2 separate regions of the Homo sapiens genome follow, and region 2 is linked to region 1. Evidence: chromatin contacts called from ENCODE Hi-C or POLR2A ChIA-PET data. All regions are on one chromosome and are shown on one strand. The core of a region is the stretch at or near the end of the contact, and the rest is flanking DNA. Distances in the headings are between cores, read along the strand shown.

Region 1 (4,606 bases), core at 1,706-4,205:
GCCCTCACAGCTCAGCTTTTGTTTTCTCCAGTAGAATATCCCTAGAATCCAGAATAGCACCTGTCACAGAATATATGTTCAATAAATATGCATGAAAAGAATGTAATATTTGCAGAATTTAACTTCCACAAAACCTTGCAAAGTAATAAATAGTAATCACATTTTATAGTTGAGGGCACTAAAATTTAGTAGTTACATAATTTTCCAAAATCACTGCTAGTAAGTGGTAGAGGCTAAGATTAAACCTAGGTCTGGTGAATCCAAAGCTAGGAGAAAGAAAAAATGACAGTTGCAAAGAAGTGTAGTTCAATATTATCTACATTTGGAAAACTGTAAACAACGTAATTGTCCTACAGTAAGGAGTGTTTAAATAAATAAATATTAACTTTATTATTATGAGTCCATTAAAATGAACATTATAGAGACTATGTGGTTACATGGGAAATTCTTCTGATATTAAAATGTACATCTAGATTATGATTACAAATGATTAATAAACTAAAAGATTTACATTTTTTGTCTAGAGGACTATGAATTTCTTTTTATCTGACTTCTGTGATTATAATGTTTATTTAACTTCTAGACACATATTAAGAAAATAGAAAAATCTTTATTTTAAATCTTGTATAAATATACCTATATTAGGATAACATGTTCCGCTGACTAGCAGTCTCTATGATATCCTGTAATTTTTGAAGAAAAGAACAAACGTTGAAATCATAATGTAAACATAACACACAATTTCATTGCATATATTGTTACAGAAAATATGCAGTAGATATTGGCTTGGGATACCTGACAATTAGCAACTTTAAAAAAAGTAGGTCATGTACTATATAAACACTATATAAATCTTCAGTAAATAACCACGATACCATGTAATAACTTCCTTTCATATCAAAACAGTTTTTTTATCACTTATATTATCATTTAAACTATCTTTAATTTGGCATGGTTTTCTTCTTCCCTTAATAGACTCCTCTATAAAGTGTAATATTTCCAAGAACACAAAATAGAACTGCAGTTGCTATTTAACTTAATACTCTAAAGTTTTTAAACTAACAAAATAACGTTTAGTTATTTGAAAATTAATGATGATATCTCATGTAAATCCACAATTTTATATGTATACTGTTCACATTGTTGTTAAAATATAGCAGAATGCAGATGGTGATAACAAAACTGATATTATCTGACATAAATATAAATTTGTCAGACAAATGTGCTATCTCGCTCTGTACTCTATGAAATATAGGGATAAACTACAGGCACTTTTAATCCAACCAGTAAATTTTTTTAGAGTTATTAATCTCTGGTAGAGAATCAAATAATTCAAATATTTAAACAAGTTAGAAATCAGTATGCTTACATGATCCAAAAGTAATCCAACGGAATTAAGTGTAATGCTATCTTCCCAGAACTTAGTTTTTAAACACATATACACATGCAACAAACATAAAGACTCCAGATAAAAATTGATTTTGATTATGGTCAAATACTGACAAATAGGTTTATCTTCCTTATTCTGCATCTCAAACCATAGTAGAAAAGAATATTAATGATGAAATGTATAAAGGGTTTATGTAATAACTATGGTAAAGATTGATTGAGCACCATTGCTCCGCGAACCGTCTAAAATAAATGGGGTCTTGAGAAAGAGATATTTTTCTGCATCTCAAAGCCATCTCCTCTACTTGGGCTCACAATACTCTCTCCTCACCTGTCGAGGCATCTTCTCACCTGTCGAGAGCACATTCATAGCATCTTTCTTTTACAGCTTCATCTCTCCTTCTCCATGGGCTTCTTCCCTTGTGTCTCCAAATATGCATGATTCTCCATTTAAAAAGCAAAAATTATTTCTTTTCATTCTTCTAATTCTTCTAACCTATTAATATATTCCTTTCCACAAATTTTCATAGGAATCATATGCATTTTACTCTGGATGATGAAGGCTAGTAAGACTGAGCAGCATGACATGAATTCATTAACATATTTAACACTAGGCAAGGGTCGTATGAGATTCACTGAATGAGATTAGTAGCCCACAAATCCTCTTCTTTACTTGCTTCTTTTAAGAACTCAACCATTCTCATTTCTCATTACTGAGCTTCCATTCAAACTAAATATCCTTTGTTCATTCTTCAACTCTTCAACAGAGCACATTTCACTCTTTTTTCATAACAATGAAGCTCTGGCTGCTTTCCCGCCTTTCCACACTCTCATTTGAGGTTACTTGCATTGTCCCTCTCTATAGCTTCGTCTGTCTGCAAATGCCTCCTACAAGACACTCTTTTCTCCTTAGCATTTACTCTTCAGGAGAATTCATCCAGTCTCATATCTAATCACTGACTCATTCTGCAAACATTCAGAGGGTGTTTATTCTATGCATGCCAGTGTCCTGAGCACTGAGTTCACAAGTATGAGTAAGGCAACATACTTGTCCTTAGAGAGCTTAGAATTGAGTTGAGGAAAAGACAAAAAAAAAAAAGAAAAGAAAGCAGTTATTGAGGTGTAGCTAGGACAATGGGCCCTGCAGAGGAGAGGAAGCCTCCTAGATAACGGAACATTTGAATCATAACTTAGTAGAAGATGGTCAGGTATTTAAACATATATATACATATATACCTATATACATATTTAATATGTGATATATGTTTACATAATATTATATATACACATAATATTATATATTATATATGTATATATGTGTATATATTGTATGTGTAAATGTGTGTATATATACACACATATATGTGTATATATTGTATGTGTATATATACACACATATATGTGTATATATTGTATGTGTATATATGTGTATATATACACATATGTGTCCCACATGCCTAAAACTTACTCCTCCTTTTTTTTTTTTTTTTTTTTTTTGGAGATAGTGAGATGGGGTTTCCCTCTGTCACCCAGTCTGGAGTGCATGATCCTGACTCACTGCAACCTCCACCTCCTGGGCTCAAGAGATTCTCACGCCTCAAACTCCTGAGTAGCTGTGACCACAGATGCATGCCACCATGCCTGGCTAATTTTTTGAATTTTTGGTAGAGACAGGGTTTTGCCATGTTGCCCAGGCTGGTCTCAAACTCCTGGGCTCAGGTGATCTGTCCCCCCAGCCTCCCAAAGTACTGAGCCACTTTTGGCCTGGTCACTCTCTCTTTCTTTAAAACAACTCCCCTCTTCTACTTCGCCATTTCTTTAACACTGCAATGGGGCTCTCTGGTCCACTAGACTTGAAAAGCCCACATTCACATTCTATCATTCTTAGGAAAAATATATTTTGCCCATACCAATTATACTGTTACCATTTTAACTTCAGAAAATCCTGGATGGGTGTGAGCGTTTGACTTAAAAAAGTACAAATCCTAGGTTTTCTTGCAATCAGTGAATTTAATCAGTCTGGGGCAGCTTGGGAAACAGGTATTTTTTTTAATATCACCAGGTGACTCTAATATGAAGCCACTTGTCTATGTTCTCATCACTACAAACCTCCATCTAATCTGTCCCTAATCTGTTTCAACAGAAAAATGTCAAATTAATCTTGCAAAAACACTGCTTTAATCACATTTCTCAGATCTAATACAACTGGAACCTTCTCACTTGATCTCTGCAATTTAAAATTCTAAAAAAATTCTGTCTTCTAACAAATATTCTTCATTCATTCATGTAATCAGCTGTTATTCAGTATCTAAATGTTAGGCTCAGGGAACTGATAGTTCTCAACTCCTCACAGTCTTCATTCCAACAAAAAAGACAGACACTATATAACCACAATTAAGTGTGATCAGTCTTAAGACAAGGAAATACTAGACTCTAAAGAAACCCATAACAAGAGAAGTTAGCTTAGTTGTCAAAGATGATCCGCTACGCTTTAAATTGAAACATCATCAAAAATTTATCAGGTAAAATGGAGAGGGAAAGGGACGATTTCCAAAAGGTAGGCCAGCATAAGCAGCATATGGTGGTTAAGTGAGAGAGATACCTCACCACTTTTGAAATGTGGAAATAGTTTCATTTCTAAGGGGGGTAATTTGTAAGGAGAACTGTTAGATATGAGTGAGGCCAGACCACACAGGCCCTTATAATGCAGCTAAGGAGTCTGGACTTTATTCTGAAGGAAATGGAAAATCACTGAGTACTTTTATGCAGGGAGTCATTTGCAAGTTTGTGTTTTTGAAAGATCACTCCAGCAGCAATGCAAGGAACAGATGAAGGGGAAGCAAAATTAGAGTTGGAGAGGACATGTGAGAGACTTGCAGTAATAATGAAAGAGATAGGGAATGGATGGTTTGGATTAAAGAAAATTAGATGGATTGGGAAGGAGTTCAGATTTAGAGTCAACAGTCCTTGGTGACAGCGAATATAAGGAACAGAGTGATACTAGGGATGACTCCCATATTACTGGTTTGGAAAAGTTGGTGAATGGAAGCATGATTTACTGAAGCAAAGAATATTGCCAGCAAAACAGTATTTTCTGTGTTGTCGGGTGGAGAAACGTAATTAACTCACTTTCAGATATTTTAAGTTTGAAGTTTCTTAAAAACAAGTTGGCTCTGAGTGAATGGATATCAGAGTGGTGGGACAACAATCAGGAGTG
Region 2 (4,903 bases), core at 1,135-3,634, 240 kb before region 1:
GTTAGACTGGAGTGCAGTGGCACAGTCATAGCTCACTGTAACTGCTAATTCCTGAGCTCAAGCAATATTCCCGCCTCAGGCTCCTAAGTAGCTGGAACTACAGGCATGTGCCACCATGCCTGGTTAATTTTTAAATTTTTTTCTAGAGACAGTGTCTCACTATGTTGCCCAAGCTAGTCTCAAACTCCTGGCCCCAAGCCATCCTCCTGCCTCAGCCTCACAAAGCTCTGGGAATACAAGCATGAGTCACCATGCCCAGCCCCTTGTTTTGACAAAAAATAAAAAGTACATCAAAAGAAAAAGGCAGCATTTTAAAACCGAGCAATCACGTATAATGGAAATTACATTTTTACTTTAGAGTGACTAAGTGCCCAAAAAAGTAGTTTAAATTCGGGAATGTTTTTAAACAAATTTCTAATTTATCAATCAATTAGTATCTGCATACATATGAAACATAGTACATATATATGAAGTGTCATTTTTTCAGTATATAAGTACTGTTTGATATCTATCTGGATGATCAGACCCCTTGAAGTCACGGTGTTTGGGGAACTACCACTACAGACTATTCTTTCCATCTGCTAGGGAGTTTAATGACTAACAGGTTGAATCCAGTTAAGATTAGAAAATAACGGAACAGCAAGATTCTTCTTGTCAAAACATGATACCTGAACAAACGAAGACATTATTTCTTTGTGGGACTCATTGCCAATAGAAGATTTACTTACTCTACAGCAGATTTGAGCATTTGAAAAAGAAGGAAGAAGGGAAGGAGTCATGAGGCAGAAAGTTTATTTACCTATGGAAAGAGAAGTAGAGTTGAATAACAAATCAATGCATTTGAACATTGCAAAAGCCTCCTTAAAATCATACTTAAGCGATTGGGCTCAACTGATACCAACTCAGGCCTGATTCCTTTTCCTAAATAATTCAAATAATTGATTTTTTAACTTTTATTTATGTATATTTTCATAATTTTAGTTATTTAGGTAATTTCAGAATAACATTGCCTTCAGTCTCCATTTTCTTCTCAGAAACAATGGCAGACCTGTTCCACTAATGAGTACATCATAGGCAGCATTCCCATTTTCTCCAGACACTTTCAGTCAGTCCCAACCTTTTCTACACCCTGTGTGTAAGGGACATTTATCCAGAACCTCCAGCAGCAGTACTGGCTTCACTGAAATTACACTTTGCAATTATTGTATTTTCACTATTTTGTAATGACATTAAGTTTATCTTGATAGCTTTCAGAACTTGAAAGTCTTAATTCAAATAAAATGACTAAAATGGCTTGATTCTATATTCAAGCCAAAATTAAGACTTCTTTTCCCAAAAACAGAAAATCCCTCTAATACAGAGAAATTTGTATTCCTTTCCTCTGGAGCAACTCAGAGTTACTATTATCTTAACTTCTTTAAAAGCACATTTCTGTCTCTCATTCACTTTCTCTTTCTCTTTATTTTCTCTTTTTGTTTGTATGTCTCTGTCACTCTCTCCTCTCTTACTGTCTTAATTTTGTATCCCTCAAAATTTCAAGATGAGGTATGAGGTTCTATGATCATGATGGAACTTTGAATAACATTTTTGTGACAGTCGTGATTATACCTATCTTAACCAATAGTCTTGTAATGAGCAGATAGATTTCTATGTAAGTATAATTCATAAATAAAGAAAATAGGTACACTCAATCTCTCTTTATTAGACTTAAAGAATAAGTTGCTTATAGTCAGACCAATAGATTAAGAAAAATCATTTTAAGGAACAACTCAGTGAGCTAAATTAAAGCAGCATAGACTTCTTAGAAAAAGGTATGATTTCAGCAAAAATTTTATCCTTGTACATGACACTTGTCAACAAAAATGAAGATGAGTAGTATTGAACACAAGCCATTGTGAACATAGCAATAAGTATTATACTACTAATAATCATGCGACTTTTCTGCAAAATGTTGGAAACACGTTACTTTCATTTATGATCAGTCAAGTCAGTAACAGACAAGTCTGTTACAGGGATTTTGCCTGATACCATTGTGGGGGCTAAACACTTTCCGTAAGGCTGCTGTCTTTGTGTCTGCTGCTTGGGCATGAAGTCCAGAGGGCAGACAGTGAAAAAGAGAACATGATGTAATACAAGGATATTAAGAAAGAGCTGGAACCCACAGGCATGAACTGAAACTCCTCAGAACAGAGCAAAACCACATTTATTGGCTTTGGTGGTATGGGTGACCTGCAGAAGCAAAGGCCCTTCATCATGGTGCTATAGAATTGGTCCAAAAGTTGGAGAAGCTGAAGGAAAGTTTAGAGGAAAGTTGAACAGTTGCAGGCTCAGCTGCTGCCTCATTCCAAGGTGGTGAATCAGCAGATAAGCGACAAGGCGTGTGAACCACAAAATAGCTGAGACTTCCTTCCTGCCTTCCAAATCTTGCAAGAATTTCTCCGTGGCCCACCCTCACCAGAAATGTAATTCAGCCTAGCCAAAGTGGCATGTTACAAAGCCACCACAGTTTGTATATGGGTCATTCTTGGAATTACCGTTTTCTTTACCCCTACTTCCAATCAAATACATTTCTATCAAGTCTACCTCCAAAGCATGTTTTGAATTCATCTTTTCTTTTCCATCTCTACTTCTACTTTCTAGCAAAAGCCTCCATTTTCCCCCATCTGGACTCTGCATTGTTTAATCTTTCTGTCTTCATTCACTCTTGCAGGTCTCCAACCATTCTCATAAAAGCAATTATGCCTCTGCCCTCTTCAAGGTCTATCAAATCTCATTTCCTATAAAATCAAATCCAAATTTCATGACAACACAATGCCCAACATGATCTCACCCCAGCCTCATCTCAGGACACTCCCTCTCCAGTCACACTGGTTTCCTCTTGCTTCATTCCTGAAACCCTGTAAGCACATTTCTGCTTCAGGCCTTGGCACATATAGTTTGCTCTATCTGGAATCATATTTCCTCAGATTTCTATTATGCTAGCTGCCTTTAATCATTTGGAAATGCCACATTCTCAGAAAAGTATTCTCTGAACACACAATTAAAATGGGTGTCCCCCTCCAATTCTCCAAGTGTTTTTTCTCAAAGCACCATGCTTTTTCATTCATAACATTATCATAGTTCAGAAATATATAATTATTTGTATCCATTTTTAAAATACCTGTTCCTGCCTTCCCCCACTAGATTATACATTTTTATAAGGCCGGGGCAATAACTTTTCTGTCTACCACTACATACCTAGAGACTAACTCAGTACTTGGCATCAAGTAGTCAATAATGTATGTGGAATGCATGATTGAATGTGGCATTTCTGGATTGCATGAATTTATACCAAATAATCAGCTTAATTTCAGAAGCAAGAAAAAACAGAGAAGAGATATATTTACAGTTGTAATAGGAACAGCAGGGATTATTTCAGAGACTTATGGCATATCCAGTAAATTATTATGTTATATTAAACTGATTTTTTTTTTTAAATCATGTGGAAACAGAGAAACTACTTAGGATATGACGTTAAATTAAAAACCAGGGTAAAATATATTTAACATGATTACAACCAGTTTGTAAAAAGATAGATGGGAAAGCAAGGGAAAGGAAATGCATTGATATGTTAGTATTGCTTTACTGAGATTGCAAGATTATGATTGTCTCTTGCCCCTGTTTTTTAAATTTTCTGTGACAAGGCAAAAATGGAAATCCCTGACTTTTTTCATATTGAAAGACTATTTTTTTAAAAGCTGTTGTCAGTTCACAGTAAAATTGAGAGGAAGGCTCAGAGAGTTTCCATGTACCCTTTGCCCCCACATATGCATAGCCTACTCTATTATCAACATCTCCTGTGCATTTGTTATAATTGATAAAATTATATTGACACATCAGAATGACCCAAGTCAAAAGTTTGTATTAGCAAACATTTGTTATAATTGATAAAATTATATTGACACATCAGAATCACCCAGGTCAAAAGTTTGTATTAGTGTTTGCTTTTGGTGTCCATTCTATGGCTTTGAGCAAATGTATAATAACATGTATCCATCATTACAGTATCATACAGATGCTGTATTTTCACTGCCCTGAAAATCTTCTGTGCTCTGCTGATTCACACCGTCCCCCCACCCCCCACTGCCTCCCTCCTGGCAACCACTGATCTTTTTACTGTATTCATAGTTTTGCCTTTTCCAGAATGTCACATAGTTGGATTATATAGTATGAAGCTCTTTTTGGTTGGCTTCTTTCACTAATAATATGCATTTAAGGTCTTCCATGTCTTTTCATGGCCTAATAGATATTATTTCTTTTTAGCACTGAGTAATGCTCCATTGTCTGGATGTACCACAGTTAATTTATCCATTTATATACTGCAAGACATCTTGCTTCTTCCAAGTTTTGGCAATTATGAACATAGCTCTTAAAACAATAAAGTGCAGGTTTTGTGTGGACATTAGTTTTAAACTTTTTGGGTAAATACCAAACAGCTGATCATATGGTAAGAGTATCTTCAGTTTTATAAGAAACAACCAAATTGTCTTCCCAAGTGTCTGTACTACTTTGCATTCCCACCATTAATGAATGAGAGTTCCTGTTGCTCTACATCACCAGCATTTGGTGTTGTCAGTCTTCCAAATTTGGGGGATTCTAAGAGGTATTTAATAGTATCTTACTATTGCTTTAATTTGCATTTCCCTAATGACATATGATGTGGAACATATTTTCATATGGTTATTTGCCATCTGTATATCTTCTTTGGTGAGGTATCTGTTAAAGTCTTTGGCTTACTTTCACATTGGGTTGTTTGTTTTTTATTGTTGAGCTTTATGAAATCTTTGTGTTTTTGAATAACAGTCCTTTATTAGAAGCACCTTATGTAATTACAGTGACATACAACATAATGATGTTTCAGTCA

What was found. A loop is a pair of places that touch in the nucleus more often than their neighbours do. ChIA-PET counts read pairs that join two places held with the same protein, here RNA polymerase II (POLR2A). Pooled maps may share reads with other maps.
Region 2: a loop to region 1 is called in a map of PC-9, with 16 times the contacts of the local background. The contact joins two enhancer-like sites. A Hi-C loop is called at or near these places in 5 of 168 maps with a recorded cell type or tissue (Calu3, PC-3, PC-9 and 2 more) and 3 of 50 pooled maps. POLR2A ChIA-PET finds 5 or more read pairs at or near these places in 3 of 52 experiments (A549, PC-9 and endothelial cell of umbilical vein).

The regions. Positions count from the first base shown.
Region 1 is chr1:98,084,705-98,089,310 of GRCh38, reverse strand. The region is part of intron 1 of LOC124900404 (a long non-coding RNA gene); the gene reads right to left. Among named protein-coding and RNA genes, the nearest start is that of MIR137HG, 37 kb to the right of the region's middle. RefSeq lists an enhancer at 1,880-2,429. Within about 2 kb of position 2,955, at least 2 of the 41 ENCODE cell types and tissues checked have a DNase peak (open chromatin) inside an H3K27ac peak, as active enhancers do; they include PC-3, where a contact is called at or near this core.
Region 2 is chr1:98,321,517-98,326,419 of GRCh38, reverse strand. No RefSeq gene overlaps it. Among named protein-coding and RNA genes, the nearest start is that of LINC01776, 110 kb to the right of the region's middle. RefSeq lists an enhancer at 1,741-2,940. Within about 2 kb of position 2,384, at least 15 of the 41 ENCODE cell types and tissues checked have a DNase peak (open chromatin) inside an H3K27ac peak, as active enhancers do; they include PC-3, where a contact is called at or near this core.